Regions from separate parts of the Homo sapiens genome. Here region 2 is linked to region 1. Evidence: chromatin contacts called from ENCODE Hi-C or POLR2A ChIA-PET data. All regions are on one chromosome and are shown on one strand. Each heading gives the region's core, a stretch centred on a gene start or an enhancer-like site at or near the end of the contact. The rest is flanking DNA. Distances are from core to core; before and after follow the strand shown. Region 1 overlaps SNX9 (sorting nexin 9). Region 2 overlaps SYNJ2 (synaptojanin 2).

Region 1 (6,838 bases), core at 2,083-4,582:
AGGGGTGCACCACCACACCCAGCTAATTTTTGTATTTTTAGTAGAGATGGGGTTTCACCATGTTGGCCAGGCTGGTCTCGAACTCCTGACCTCAGGTAATCTGCCTGCCTCCGCCTCCCAAAGTGCTGGGATTACAGGCGTGAGCCACTGCGCCTGATGTCTCTGACATTTTTGTTCTCCATCCCCACAACCCCTTTGGTCTCTCAACTGCAGACATTTGGTCATGCAATAATCCCCTCGGCTCCTTCACTCAGGTTTCCAATGCTGAGATGCCTCTTCGTTTCTTTCCTTACACCTCCCCTTCCTCTTGAATTTTTACAGGACAATGTCTTCATTCTCCTCTTCTTTTCCCTCTCTCCGTGGTACCACACTCCTCCTCACAGTCAACCACAGAGTTAAAGACCTTTCATTAGATCTCACTGCCCGTGGGATGAATTCAGTAATCAAGCCTCCTCTAAGAGGCCTCCACGGTGTAAATCCTCACGATCTTCCCAGTTCCTACATATTCCACATCCCACATCACCATGCCCCAAGAAGAGCTCCTGTAAGATACTTTACCTGACATAATCACTTCACTTGGGAAAAAAAGATGACTTTTAGGGTTTATTAAATGTTTATTTCCTCTTGTGTTCAAGTTTGAAATTTACCTTATATATGGAAGAAGGAGAAGGAGAAGGAGAAGAAGGTGGTGACTGGCTGAGACTTTCGACACAACCAATCTGAGCCAAAATATCCACCTTAAAATAAAAAAGGTGCCCAGTGAACAAGAGTGAAAAAGCAGGTCAAAGTTTTTAACTAAAACCAGCACATTCATGGCAGGACCAAATTCTCCAGAAAACTCTAGCATGCCACTCACTCACAAACATTACATGCAAAAAGCCCCAACTGTGTAGCAATGGGTTATCTTCAATGCATTATATTTTCTAAAGTCTGTTGTTTGGCATCATGATACAGTATTAATGAAACCCTAAAAATAACTATAAGCAGCACAGAAAGAATGGATTAAGTATCATGCAAGTCATACAGCCAGAGAAACAAACTCCAGAGGAAAAAACAGAAATAGCCAAGTTAAAAAAAATGTTAATATTCTGAACCTTTTGCTTTCAGAGGCATTAGACATGTATGTGAGAGAGTCCAGACAAAATCAGCAAAGCCACCTGGTCAACTTGAAGCTAACCACAGAGCCACAGTGAGTCCTACCAATCGCAGCTGTGAATGACACAACAGCCCAGCTGGTCTGTGAACACAATGTCTCCCGGTGTGTGCTCTTAGGGTCTAACTGGCCTACAATACAGCATCTTGTGAGAAGAGGTAACTGACTGATGCGCTTCCAAGAAGCCAATTGATGGGTAAACTGCAGCAGATGTGTTAAGAGGACCATTCTGGAGCCCAGCTTCCAGGCTTCAAATCCCGGTTCCACAACTGTCCTGTAGGGAAGTCAGTACTACAAACATTTATATAGTGGACGACAGCATCCTTTTCAGGCGCAACTCTCCTGTGAAATAAGCGGTGGTATTATTCTCACCTGAGAGATGAAAATAAACTTGGAGTTGAAAATCAGTTAATACGCAAAGCAGACAACAAAGATGGAGTAACAGGGACCCAGTTTATGCTCCCAATGAAAACAAAAAATATGATGAAATATAGGAAACCGTGTTCAAATCACTGGACACCAGACAGTGAAGAAGTGATCCTGAGATACGGGAGACAGACAGAGTAAGCCCACAAGTGCCCATTCACTGCGTGGAGAGACTCTCCAGGACACGGAGCAGGCATGGAAAACCCACACAAAGCTCGGCGGTCTCTGTGGTGGGAGGATACAGAGTCTGGGGAAGACAGAGACGCAGAGAGAGAGCTCTGGAGACTGCAGAGGACACTGCAGATCTGCACTGATCAGCCCATCACGTGAGGGGTCTACCCAAGGTCAGGGAAAGACACACACGGAAGAATCAAGAGTGAATCAAGAGTGCAACCCCTCACACAGGGCTATTCCCACCAGCCTAGATGGAAAACTTCATGATTCACGGGGCATCGGGTACAATACTACAAAGGATTTGTTTCAGGAAAGGGGCAAAAATATCCCTAAGCTAAATGTTGCTCTGGGCTTAAAAATAAAACCTGAAATAATCAGATTATTTCAAAGTAACTTAGGTGCATCCCAGAACAAGGCTCAAAAATGTTTATGGGAATGCAAAAATATCCAGCATATAGCAAGGTGAAAATTGCAATGTCTGACATCCACTCATAATTTATCAGACATGAAAAGAAGCAAGGAAAATATGACCCATAATGAAGAGAAAGATTAAGCTGATACAGTACTGACAGAGATGAAAGACTTAGCACTATTTAAGAGCAAGAGAGGTTTCAAATATTAATGAGGTAGAAGACTCAGCTTGAATGGGCTTCCAAAAGGTGATAACTTTAAGCACAAAGAAAAAAAAAACAAAACACATTATGAAATCAATGTAAATCCATACATCCATGCTACTGTCAGAAAAAAAGACAGGAATGCTTTCTTCATTGGTCACTATTTGTAGTAGCTATAAAATAACTTCTTACTTTGAAACATGGCAATTAAGGAGAGGTGGAATTAGCCATCTATCCTGAATTCCAAATTGGAATTCGACATAATTAACTAGCTCCAGCTGATACAGGAAAGTGCTGCTTTCTAGATGAAACCAGCTAAGCGTGGAAGGAATAACATTTCTGATTCTGGCAAGGATTACCAACTGGTGGTAAACCATTACCATTTATATACAATTTATATCTGTATGTTTGTGTGTATACCCACGTTCACAGAGAGAAAATAAGACACCTAGTGTAAAGAGTAGTGATTGTGGAAATGGGATACTTTTCTTTTTCTAGTCTGAATTTTCTACAATGCATATGTACTGCTTCTGTAACAATAAAATAAAAGGTTACTTTACTAATTGTTTTTAAAGACAGTAATAATGCTAATTAGCAACTGCTGACCACAAAAATAGTAGTTTCTGGTTTTGTTATTTTTTTTTTATGTTGTATTCTTGCTCCTCATATGACATCCTTGGGGAACTGGGACCAGTAAGAAATAAACCCCTACTTCTGACAACAAAAAAATGCAGTAAGCAGGGCAAGCGCTTGTTTGGATGACATGGTTAGACCTGACTCAGTTCACTGGTTTCCTAGTAAGCAGCTAAGACATGGCCCAAGAGGAAGAGTTCTCACTGCACAGACCATGAGAACAGCAACTGTGGCGTGGCAGAGATGAGCAATGGCACCACGACGTCTGTCTGTCTCCATCGTAACTACATCAGGCCTCGAAGGAGGGCTAGGTTTAAGAATTAATGAAAATGGTAACATATTTAATTAAAGCTGCTTTCCGTTTGGCTTTCTACCAAACATGTACAAAGGGTCTATGAAAGCTCAAAACATACTGTGAGTGGTCGCAGCTCTTATGGGCCACCTAATTCCTTCCAGCAGACACCAAACGTCCACTTCAGGTCAGTACAGATCATCCCATCTGGTAAGTCCACCAGTTAAGAGGAGTTCCCAATCGCAGGCTAACTACTTTCTATGTTATTATCTTGGGATGGGGCCCTGTAGGCATTCAGGGGTCCGCCTATCACCACATAAGGAACTCCTCACTGTGCCTGTCACATCCTTCCACACCACCTGTGATGATGTCATCTGGCCTATCATGCCACGGCCCATCTTACGACTATACCACGTGCAACTGTGTTAGGAAGTAGGAATAGAAAGCAAATAATATCTGATTCTTAAACCAGAGAACATCTAAACCAGAATTTCTGACAAAAATTTAACTCTTTTCCTCAAAAGGGACTGAAGAGGTTATAATATTCTCTTATATAAAAAAATCTAACCACTTTAGCTCAAAATACGGAAGAATTTGACAAGTTTCCTGTTTTGTTCTTTACAGATCTTTGGCTCAAAGGACATGACCTAATTCTACAGATGAATCTGTACTGACGTTAGAAAACCACTGGTGGAACATAAAACTTGTACATTCTTCTAAAAATGAAGGTAGATCACAGCAGACTCAATCTATTTATAGCCAGTCATATCAACATTACTGATTGGGAATTACCAAAAGAGGTGAAATTATTTAACAAATCCTTTGTTAAGTCATATTCTGAACCTACAGATGTCAATTTCAGGTGTTTATTTTTTAAATAAAGATAATTAAAACACTAAAAATTTACTTAAGGTAAATGGATAATGTTTGTATTAGCTTAGAGAGTCTACTTACTCAGATAGCTCAAAGTCCTAAAATAGGTAGCTTTGAGTACAGAATAGGATGGCGCTACAATCAGCAAATAATTTGCTTCCAGACAGACCTAAGAGAAGTCCATGTGAAATAAGCTTTTACACTGTGCTGATGACAGGATGTACGTATAACAATGCTGGCTGGTCCTTCATCACTGCAGTTTTAAGGTTAAAAAAAAAGACTTTGCTTTAATAGTTTGTTTCCAGTTAGACAAAACAAACAAAAACCACCCTATATAACAAACTTCACCAGCATGTATTTTTGAAAGGTTCCTGAGATGAACAAAGCTGTCTCATAGATGTCAGGGATCTGTGAAAAAGCACACAAGGTTAGTAATGACAGCCTCATGCAGTTCTGAAGGCAAATGTCCATAAATCCTCTAACACTGGTATATGATCTTCCTTAAAAAGCCCTATTACCAACTAAAAAGAATTCATACGGGGGGGTGGGAGTGAGAGTGAAGAGATGGAAAGAACCTTTTCAATAAAGTTCTGTAAAGAGAAAGTCTCAATAAGCAATTACGAGATGTCTAAGGCATTATAAGACTTATGTGAGTTAATGAAGGTATAAGCACATCTAATACTGAACCTTTGTGAGGGTTTCTTTTATCAATTTATTTTTAAATGGACTACCAAAAAAGGCCTAAAATGGCCTAAAAATAGACTTTTGAGAACTAAGAAAGCAAAATGTAGTTCCAACATAAAATTACCATTGCCTTCCTCATCCTATAACCAATAAAAATTCCTTTGCAACAAATATAATTACATGGAAAATCTCTGTAGAGAAAAATGTTATATCCTTAAATACCACTTAACTTCAAGCATTTGTTTAATATCCAAACTGTTTTAAAAAAATAACAATGCCAGAGAATTTTCTGTAAGAGAATCTTCCCATTTTTGATTGGGTAGCCCGTCAGATGGGAGAATAACAGGCCAGTGATGGACAGCTCCTAGGCCTGTGGTCGGTGTTAAGAACACAAACTTCTCCAAGGCAGGGATTCAGGAAATCTGTAAGTCTTTTAATACCTTACATTGTAAAGTACCTTTTGATGTATTTATAACTGAAAAAAAATTATTCAAACAAGAACAGAGTATTATGGTACAAAGTCTCTTATAGGTCACTGGGAATAGAAAAAAAGATAAATTCTTTGCTTATCAAGCTTAACAATTTACAAATAAGCAATATAATTTGTATAAGAGTCACAAATTGTGCTAAGGGAATCCAGAGAAGTAAAACAGAAAACAAAAGGTTTTATAGAAGACATGGTATTTGAGCTGAACCTGAAGAGATGGGCTTCTGAAAGATGGAAGGAGTCACTCTGTTATTCTCAGAAGAGCAAGCCAAAGGTACAAATAAAAGGTGAGACAGCATGGGACATATTTGGAGAATCATCAGTTTGCCTGGAGACAAATACATAACTTAAAGATAAGGTGATGATGGGTAGCCACACTGAGGCATCACAGAAATAGAACTGAGCTTGGAAAAGTACTTCAACCTCAAATTCAGATGAATTTCTTCTACAGTTTCCCTACCATGAACCGTTCAGCGTCTGCTTGCCTAACTCTGATACACAAAGACCTTCTCCTGGGATAGCCCTGCTGACATGTAGCAAATGATTATTCCAGAAGGCAATAGAGGAGACTCTGAAGTTTCTTAAACAAGGAGATGACATAAAAGCATACGTCAGCAATGCTGAGGGTTTGGTTCCAGTCCATCACGTTAAAGTGAGTCATGTGGACTTTTTTGGTCCCCCAGTGTACATAACAGTTATGGTTACACTATACCGTATAAGTGTGCGAGAGCATTATGTATAAAAAATACATATCTTAATTAAAAATACTTTATTGCTAAAAATCGCTAACGATCATCTGAGCCTTCCACTAGTCAAGCTGCACCCTTTTTGCTGGGGTGGCGGGGGGGTCTTGTTTTGATGTTCATGACTGCTGACTGATCAGGGTGGTGGTTGCTGAAGGTTGGGGTGGCTGTGGCAACTTCTTAAAACAAGACAATGAAGTCTGCCATGTCAATTGACTCTTCCTTTCATGAAAGATTTCTCTGTAGCATGTGATGCTGTTTGATAGCATTTTGCCCACAGTAGAACTTCTTTCAAAACTGGAATCAATTCTCTCAAATCCTGCTGCTATTTTATCTACTAAGTTTATGGAATATTCTAAATCATTTGTTGTCAACAATGTTCATAGCATCCTCACCACGAATAGATTCCATCTCAGGAAACCACTTTCTTTGCTCATCCATAAGAAGCAACTCCTCATCTGTTCAAGTTTTATCATGAGGTTGAAGAAATTCAGTCACATCTTCAGGCTCCACTTCTAATTCTAGTTCTCTTAGTATTTCTACCACATCTGCAGTTACTTCCTTCATGAACATCTTCTATGAGGGTTGGAATCTACTTCTTCCAAACTCCTGTTAATGTTGACATTTTGACCTTCTTCCATGAATCATGAATGTTCTTCATGGCATCCAGAACGATGAATCCTTTTCAGAAGGTTTTCGATGTACTTTGCCCAGATCCATCAGAGGAATCACTATTTATGGCAGCCATAGCCTTGCGAA
Region 2 (6,838 bases), core at 1,721-4,220, 160 kb before region 1:
ATGCACACACGCTGAAGTTTGAGTGGTTCTGGTTTTGACTTATTTCTGGACTTGTTATGTTCCCTTTTGGCTTAGGTTACAAATGCCCATGAAGGGGTAGAAGGTACAGCAGGGAAGACAGCTCCAGGGGCCATGTGCATACCTGCAGAGGTGCATCCACACCTGTAGAGCTGCATGCACACCTGCAGAGCCCTGTCCACACCTGCAGAGCTGTGTCCATACCTGCAGAGCCGGGTGCACACCTGCAGAGCCACGTGCATACTGGTAGAGGCATGTCCCCACCTGCAGAGCTGCATGCATACCTGCAGAGCCACATGCATACCTGCAGAGCCGCAGGCATACCTGCAGAGCCATGTCCCCACCTGCAGAGCTGCGTGCATACCAGCAGAGGCATGTCGACACCTGCAGAGCCGTGTCCCCACCTGCAGAGCCACGTGCATACCTGCAGAGCCATGTCCCCACCTGCAGAGCCGTGTCCCCACCTGCAGAGCTGCATGCATACCAGCAGAGGCATGTCCATACCTGCAGAGCCTCAGGGACACCATGACCAGGCTCAGCTTGCCACAGCTGCTTCCCTGGGCTCAGGGCCTCAGGCTGGGTCCCTCCATCCCCTAAACAAGTTGTATTATTGGACTTGTCTAACCGCCTCTCCCTGAGTCATGACCCTAAGCTGCTTCTTTTAGGCAGGTGGAAAGGCAACACAGTGAGGCCTTGGGCAAAAGTGGAGGGGAGCTGGGCCTCATGTTCTCTCCGGAGCTCACCCTTCCTCCGTCACCCCGTGCATCCCTTTTGTCTGGGTTCCTTGGGCCTCATATCCTTCCTCCCCTCTGTCCTGCTCCAACACTGACCAGCATCCACCTTCTCTGGTGTCACCTAGTCCTGAGGTCACTGGGTGTCAGAAGCCACAGGCACGAGCTGCAGCTGAGGGCAGGGTCCACCACTGTCACTGCATTTTGTAGCTTCCCTTCTCCTCCACCCCGTCCTCCTCCCCTCTGGGCAAAGGGCCAGCTACTCTTATCTGGCCCCTAAAGTCATTAGTTCAATCCTATAGACCAGAGACTGAGGTTAGGTAGACAGCCATGAGGATAGTCGGGGTCTGGAGAACTCCTGGCTGTGGAAGTCACAGCAGAGTCTCGATCAGCACTCAAGAGGCCCAAGGATCGCAGACAGCACCTCCACACCTCTCCCCTGCACCCCACCACTCCTACCAGACTTAAGGTTACCCAAAAATCTCAGCTCAACGGCCTCCCATCTGGTGTCTTTCCCCTCCAAACTAACACTGCCTAGACTTCTGTCTAATTGTGTCTCTACCTCTTGCAGCCCTTTAGCAGTGTCCAGTGTGTGCTGGAGCCAGCTCCTGCAGGCTTGCAAGCCGACGGTGCACCCAGCTGGTCCCAACTCTGAGCTCAGTGATGTGGAGCCGTAGGTTGAAAGTGGCCACGATGGGAGAATTTACACCACAGCAATGGACAAATGCTACAAACCAAAGCTCCCTGCACCCAGTCTGACCCCAATAAAACTGGCTTGCCAGCACAGCACCGAGTGGTTCCCATACTTTTCTGCATGCTGGAGTCACCCATGGGTCTTCAAAAAGGACAGCTGCCTGGCTCCCGGCCCCAGATATTGTGACTTAATGTGTATGGTATCAACCTGGGTATCAGGATTTTTCAAGCTCCCCAGCAGAGTCTTCTGTGCAGCAAGGTTGGGGAGTACTGCTTGAGTAGCTGCTGGTATGGGATGCAAACTCCTCAGTGTAGCATCCACAGGCCCTTGACCCAGCCCTGCTCACCTCTCCTATCTCTCCTCCCATTCCCTTCATGCCCAGGACTTCAAGAAGCTACCCAGTGATGCTCCCTGATCACTGTGAACCCAAGGGTTACAACACCTGCACCCATTGTTCCCTCTGCAAGGGCTGCCTTCCTTGCCTGAGTGCTTCTTCCTCACCCCTCCCCAGTCTGGACCCTTGGGCAGCCCACCCCACACCCTCAGCCTGGGAGAGCTGCCCCCGGGGCCTCTCCCTTCCTCCAACACGGCTCTGTCCACACAACACTGCCCTGTCCTGCCCCCTGCTCCCTGAAGGTAGGGACTGTATCTGATCCCTGGTGCCCCCTACACCTGGCAGACGCTCAGTGAATGTTTGGGATGAATAAATGGCTTCATCTGGGGTTACTGATTTACGATGAGTCTATGAGGGATGAGAGATAAGACTGACCAGGAAGCTGTCTTCATGTTACTACATCTCACGGTGTCCCTGTTCCCACAAAGACAGGAGGAAACTCTCATTCAGTGCTCACGGCACCAAGAGCCATGCTTCTCCGGATGCCACCATTGGTTTTATCTCCTGGGTGTTATCATTTGTTTCTATTAGTATCAATAGCAGCTGCCATTTTGAGTACTTTTTAGATTCTAGATACTGTGTGTTTTTTTTTTTTTTTTTTTTTTTTTTTTTTTGACAGAGTCGCACTCTGTTGACCAGGCTAGAGTGTGGTGGCACAATCTTGGCTCACTGCAAACTCCGCCTCCCAGGTTCAAGTGATTCTCCTGCCTCAGCCTCCTGAATAACTGGGATTACAGGAACCTGACACCATGCCTAGCTAATTTTTGCATTTTTAGTGGGGATGGGATTTCACCATGTTGGCCAGGCTTGTCTTAAACTCCTGACCTCAAGTGATCTGTCCACCTTGGCCTCCCAAATTGCTGGAATTACAGGCATGAGCCCCCATGCCCAGCCAAATTCTTATATTACGCTCTTTAATCCTCTCTAGAACCCTATAAGGTAGATATTGTTAGCCCCATTTTACAGAAAAGTAAACTAAGGCTTGGCACAGATAAGAGCCTCTCAAACACACATGGTTACAAAGCAGGGGAGCCAGAGTTTGAATTTGAGCCCAGGTCTGCGTCGCTTCAAAGCTCGTGCTCTGAGTCACTGTCATAAACTGGCTGTGACTGTGGTTCTTTCTGTGGTGGCTGCGGGGAAGCTTGGAACAAGCGTCAGGTTCCTTCCCACGCACACAAGACCCACGGCATGCATCGTGGGCACCAATTCGACTCTTGCCCTTCATCCAGACCTCTTCACTTATTTTTGAAACTGTTATACTACAAGCCATCTCATGTCCTTTTTGGAAAAAAGGAAGGTACAAACACACAAGCCCATCCAGCGCCACGACTCCACAAACTTGGCGAATGGTTTCTGGCAGGAAAGAGGTGAAGGCAGGGCAAGAGGGGTCTGCTCTACTCGGCATCCTCCTCCGTTTGGTTCAGTTGCAGGAAACTTCAAAAGACAGACTGAACTCACCTTGGCAAGGCACGTGTCTATACAGCATATGGTGGGGGGAAGCTTCTACAATGACCAGGGGAGCAACGTTGTCAACCACAGACACAGATCATAAATAGATTCTCGAACTAGCTAGACCAGGGAGCAATTTGCTTTAAGGGTAAAATTTCAATGTGGCTATTTATAAACTGCACAGCCCATTTACACGTAAAAATGAAATTTATTAAAGGTACACGGCTGCTAGAAATGGAGTCAGGAAGTACTGAAGGTACCATTACCCAGGAAAACATGCAGACAAATCCTCATCCACCACCCTCTGCTCAACCCTGCCCCATCCTGCTGGGCTCCTGGGTTTCCAACGGCAGCTGTCAAGGAGGGACAGCATTGCAGCTTAATACGCAAGCTACTCACCCCAAAATCTTTGCACTTTTCATCTAACCTAAGTGAAGAAGGAAGAGAAAAAGTTCAAAGTGGAGAAAAATAACTAGAAGCAGCCTTAGGCTTGATAGTGACAGTTGAAGCCGGTGACGGTAGACCACCACTTCCCGCTGCCCTCCCGGCCCCCTGTGAAGATGACTTCATCTCTCTTTGATGATGAGTGGTGTTTAGAGGCTAAACACAGGTATTAGGCCCAAAGGTTAGCAAATCCTTAATAAGATTAAGGAACACTAAAGCCTTCTGAAGCTTGTTTTGAAGAAACCATGGAGGCCGGGCGCGATGGCTCACGCCTGTAATCCTAGCACTTTGGGAGGCCGAAGCGGGCAGATCACTTGAGGTCAGAAGTTCAAAACCAGCCTGGTCAACGTGATGAAACCCTGTCTCTACTAAAAATACAAAAAAAATTAGCCAGGCATGGTGGTGGGTGCCTGTAACCCCAGCTACTTGTGAGGCTGAGGCAGGAGAATCTCTTGAACCCAGGAAGTGGAGGTTGCAGTGAGCCGAGGTCGTGCCATTGCACTCCAGCCTGGGTGACAGAGCAAGACTTCGTCTCAAAAACAAAACAAAACAAGAAACAAAAAGAAGAAACCATGGAGGCTTTGGTGCAGCACAAATGTTAGGAATTTAAGAGGGTGAAACAGCTGCCAAAAAGCTGAGACCTCGTGGTCCACTGCTCCTGGCCCCTGACAGACCAAGGCACAGTCATCCCATGGCGGGTCAGGCTACATCTGAGGCAGCACGAAGGTCAAGGTAAGACCAAAATGAAATCCAAGAGGGGAACGACAAAAAGGAGTGTCATTTTTTAGATGAGGGAGATGAGAACATTGAGAGTCTTAGAAACAGGAGGGAAGGTGGCCAAAGGAGTTGGGAGGCCTTAGAGAAGACAAGAAGAAGAAGAGGGAACCAGAAGACTCCCTCCAAGGACTGAGGGTGAGTCACACGGAGAAGAATCAGACATATTCCCGCGCACCCCAAAACACTCTAGAGTCAGACAGACGCAGCAGTGCAATACAGGAGGAATTCACCAAGAGTCGGAACCATCCCCAGTTGTGGCCTGGAGGACAGCCCTTTGGAGGTCCTGGAAGAGGATCCCTGAACTGGCCTGGCTAGGTGCGGTGGCTCACGCCTGTAATCCCAGCACTTTGGGAGGCTGAGGCGGGTGGATCACCTGAAGTCAGGAGTTCAAGACCAGCCTGGCTAACATGGTGAAACTCCATCTCTACTAAAAATACAACAAAATTAGCTGGGTGTGGTAGTGGGCACCTGTAGTCCCAGCTACTCTGGAGGCTGAGGCAGGGGAACGGCTTGAACTCGGGGGGCAGATGTTGCAGTGAGCCGAGATTGCACCACTGCACTCCAGCCTGGGCAACAGAGTGAGACTCCATCTCAAAAAAAAAAAAAAAAAAAAAAAAAAGGAGGACCCCTGAACTGAGAGTCAGAGGGTGGAATGGATGAATTCCAAAGGGTCCTTCCCAAATTCTAAGAATCCATCATGACCATTCCCCTAATTTTTGGATTTCTTACAAACTTTACATGAAACACAACATGGTCTCCCTGTCTCCTTTTTGTGCCACACTCATTCGATCAATTCTTTCATTCTCCTGAATACAGAGCTCGAGAAGTTTCCAAAGGAAAACTCCATATTTAAAGAAAATCAGGTTTCAAAAACTCTTTTGGAACGTCTGGAATGGGAAATCTATAGATAAAGACAGTAGATGAACAGTCGAGTTGGCATGAGGGAGACTTGGAGGGGATGGGAGAGACCACTAACGGGGACAAAGTTTGTTAGTGGTGATCAAAGTGTTCTAAGATTAGATTACAGTGGTGGTTACACAACACCATAAATGCAGTAAAAGCACCAAGTTGTAGGCTTTAAATGGGTGTGTAAGTTATATTGCAATAAAGCTATTTTTCCAAAAACCTCCTTTGGGCAGCCCTCCGGAGGAGTTTCTGTGTCACAGCTGTCCTCAGGAGCGTTTCTCCGGAGGCCGTCAGTTATCTCGTGCAGTGTGGTGCGCTCTTTCTAGTGGAAAGACTGAATGTTAATCAAGACTTTTCTCCCTACCAGAGCGTGGAGCCTAAACGAGACCTCCATTCATCCATCTCACTGCCCAGGCTGACCCAGTACTTCACCAATGCTGTCACTGCAGCGTGCTGACAGCCATGGGGACAAGTGACTCACCTGCTCCTGGCACAGGGTCAAGTCAAAGAGCAGGCTAAGAAGCTGAACCCAGGACTGGGGACCCTGAGTCCAGCGTTGTCAAACACCCCCTGGAACCTGGCAGATGGCACTCTGGGCCCCAGTAGCCACTGGCTGGCAACCCAAATGCAGTCACACGAGAGCTGTCGGTAAGAAGAGCCGAGAGGCGACAAAGGCCCTGGCCGAGAGGCTTTCTGAAGGCACCCACGTCCCCTCGGGACAGGGAGGAAGACTGGGGATTAGTGGGGAGGCCCCTCCAGTCCACTCGGCCCATAACCCACCTTGTTAGAGACCCTGGTGAAGGAGGCAGCGTGTCATTCCATTGATGACAAATGTGTTCTTGGAATGTGTCCCCACCCTGTGCTCTTCCCAGGAGAAAGAATGCCAAATCTCTCTGGCACTGACCAGAGCCCTGCTTTGGACGGCAAGGGGTATTTTTAGAAATCACGGGAAAGCTGTGGAAGTCTCACGTGGCCCCACAACAGGCAGCACCGGGTGCCAGACCTACGCAGCCACAGAGCCTTCCTGAAGCCCTCCATGAGAGTCACGGCTCTCAGAAACGTCCTCAGTACACCGAACTCAGGGTCTAACCTCAGGCAGTGCTACCCAAGCTCACTTCGCGGCACCCACTCAGCAGGCACCGCAGCACCGTTCCCGAGTCAGCGGTTTCACACAGCATCCTTGACGACCAGAAACAACAAAGTGGTGTCTGTGTTTTCTACACACACGCACGCATGCATATGCACACACGTGTGCACACTTTGATAGCTCAGCTCAACACAACAGGGCTGAGGAAAAAGACTGGAAACTATGCCATGAAACGAACGTGTTAAAAGAAATCTTCCCCAGCTATTGAAGGGAAGGGCAGGGCGGACAACATCACAAGGGGACATTTAAGTTTTTTCATGACCTACCTGAAGCCCTGG

The links. A loop is a pair of places that touch in the nucleus more often than their neighbours do. ChIA-PET counts read pairs that join two places held with the same protein, here RNA polymerase II (POLR2A). Pooled maps may share reads with other maps.
Region 2: a loop to region 1 is called in a pooled map, with 2.2 times the contacts of the local background. The contact joins two enhancer-like sites. A Hi-C loop is called at or near these places in 5 of 50 pooled maps. POLR2A ChIA-PET finds 5 or more read pairs at or near these places in 7 of 52 experiments (A673, CD4-positive, alpha-beta T cell, Caco-2 and 4 more).

What each region holds. Positions count from the first base shown.
Region 1 is chr6:157,882,470-157,889,307 of GRCh38, reverse strand. All of the region lies in intron 4 of SNX9 (sorting nexin 9), which reads right to left. SNX9-AS1 (SNX9 antisense RNA 1) reads left to right here. Exons shown (of 2, transcript NR_183542.1): 2 at 3,917-4,194. Among named protein-coding and RNA genes, the nearest start is that of SNX9-AS1, 7.0 kb to the left of the region's middle. Within about 2 kb of position 3,332, at least 4 of the 41 ENCODE cell types and tissues checked have a DNase peak (open chromatin) inside an H3K27ac peak, as active enhancers do.
Region 2 is chr6:158,043,388-158,050,225 of GRCh38, reverse strand. It overlaps SYNJ2 (synaptojanin 2), which reads right to left. Exons shown (of 27, transcript NM_003898.4): 5 at 6,827-6,838. Among named protein-coding and RNA genes, the nearest start is that of SYNJ2-IT1, 46 kb to the right of the region's middle. RefSeq lists an enhancer at 146-760. Within about 2 kb of position 2,970, at least 5 of the 41 ENCODE cell types and tissues checked have a DNase peak (open chromatin) inside an H3K27ac peak, as active enhancers do.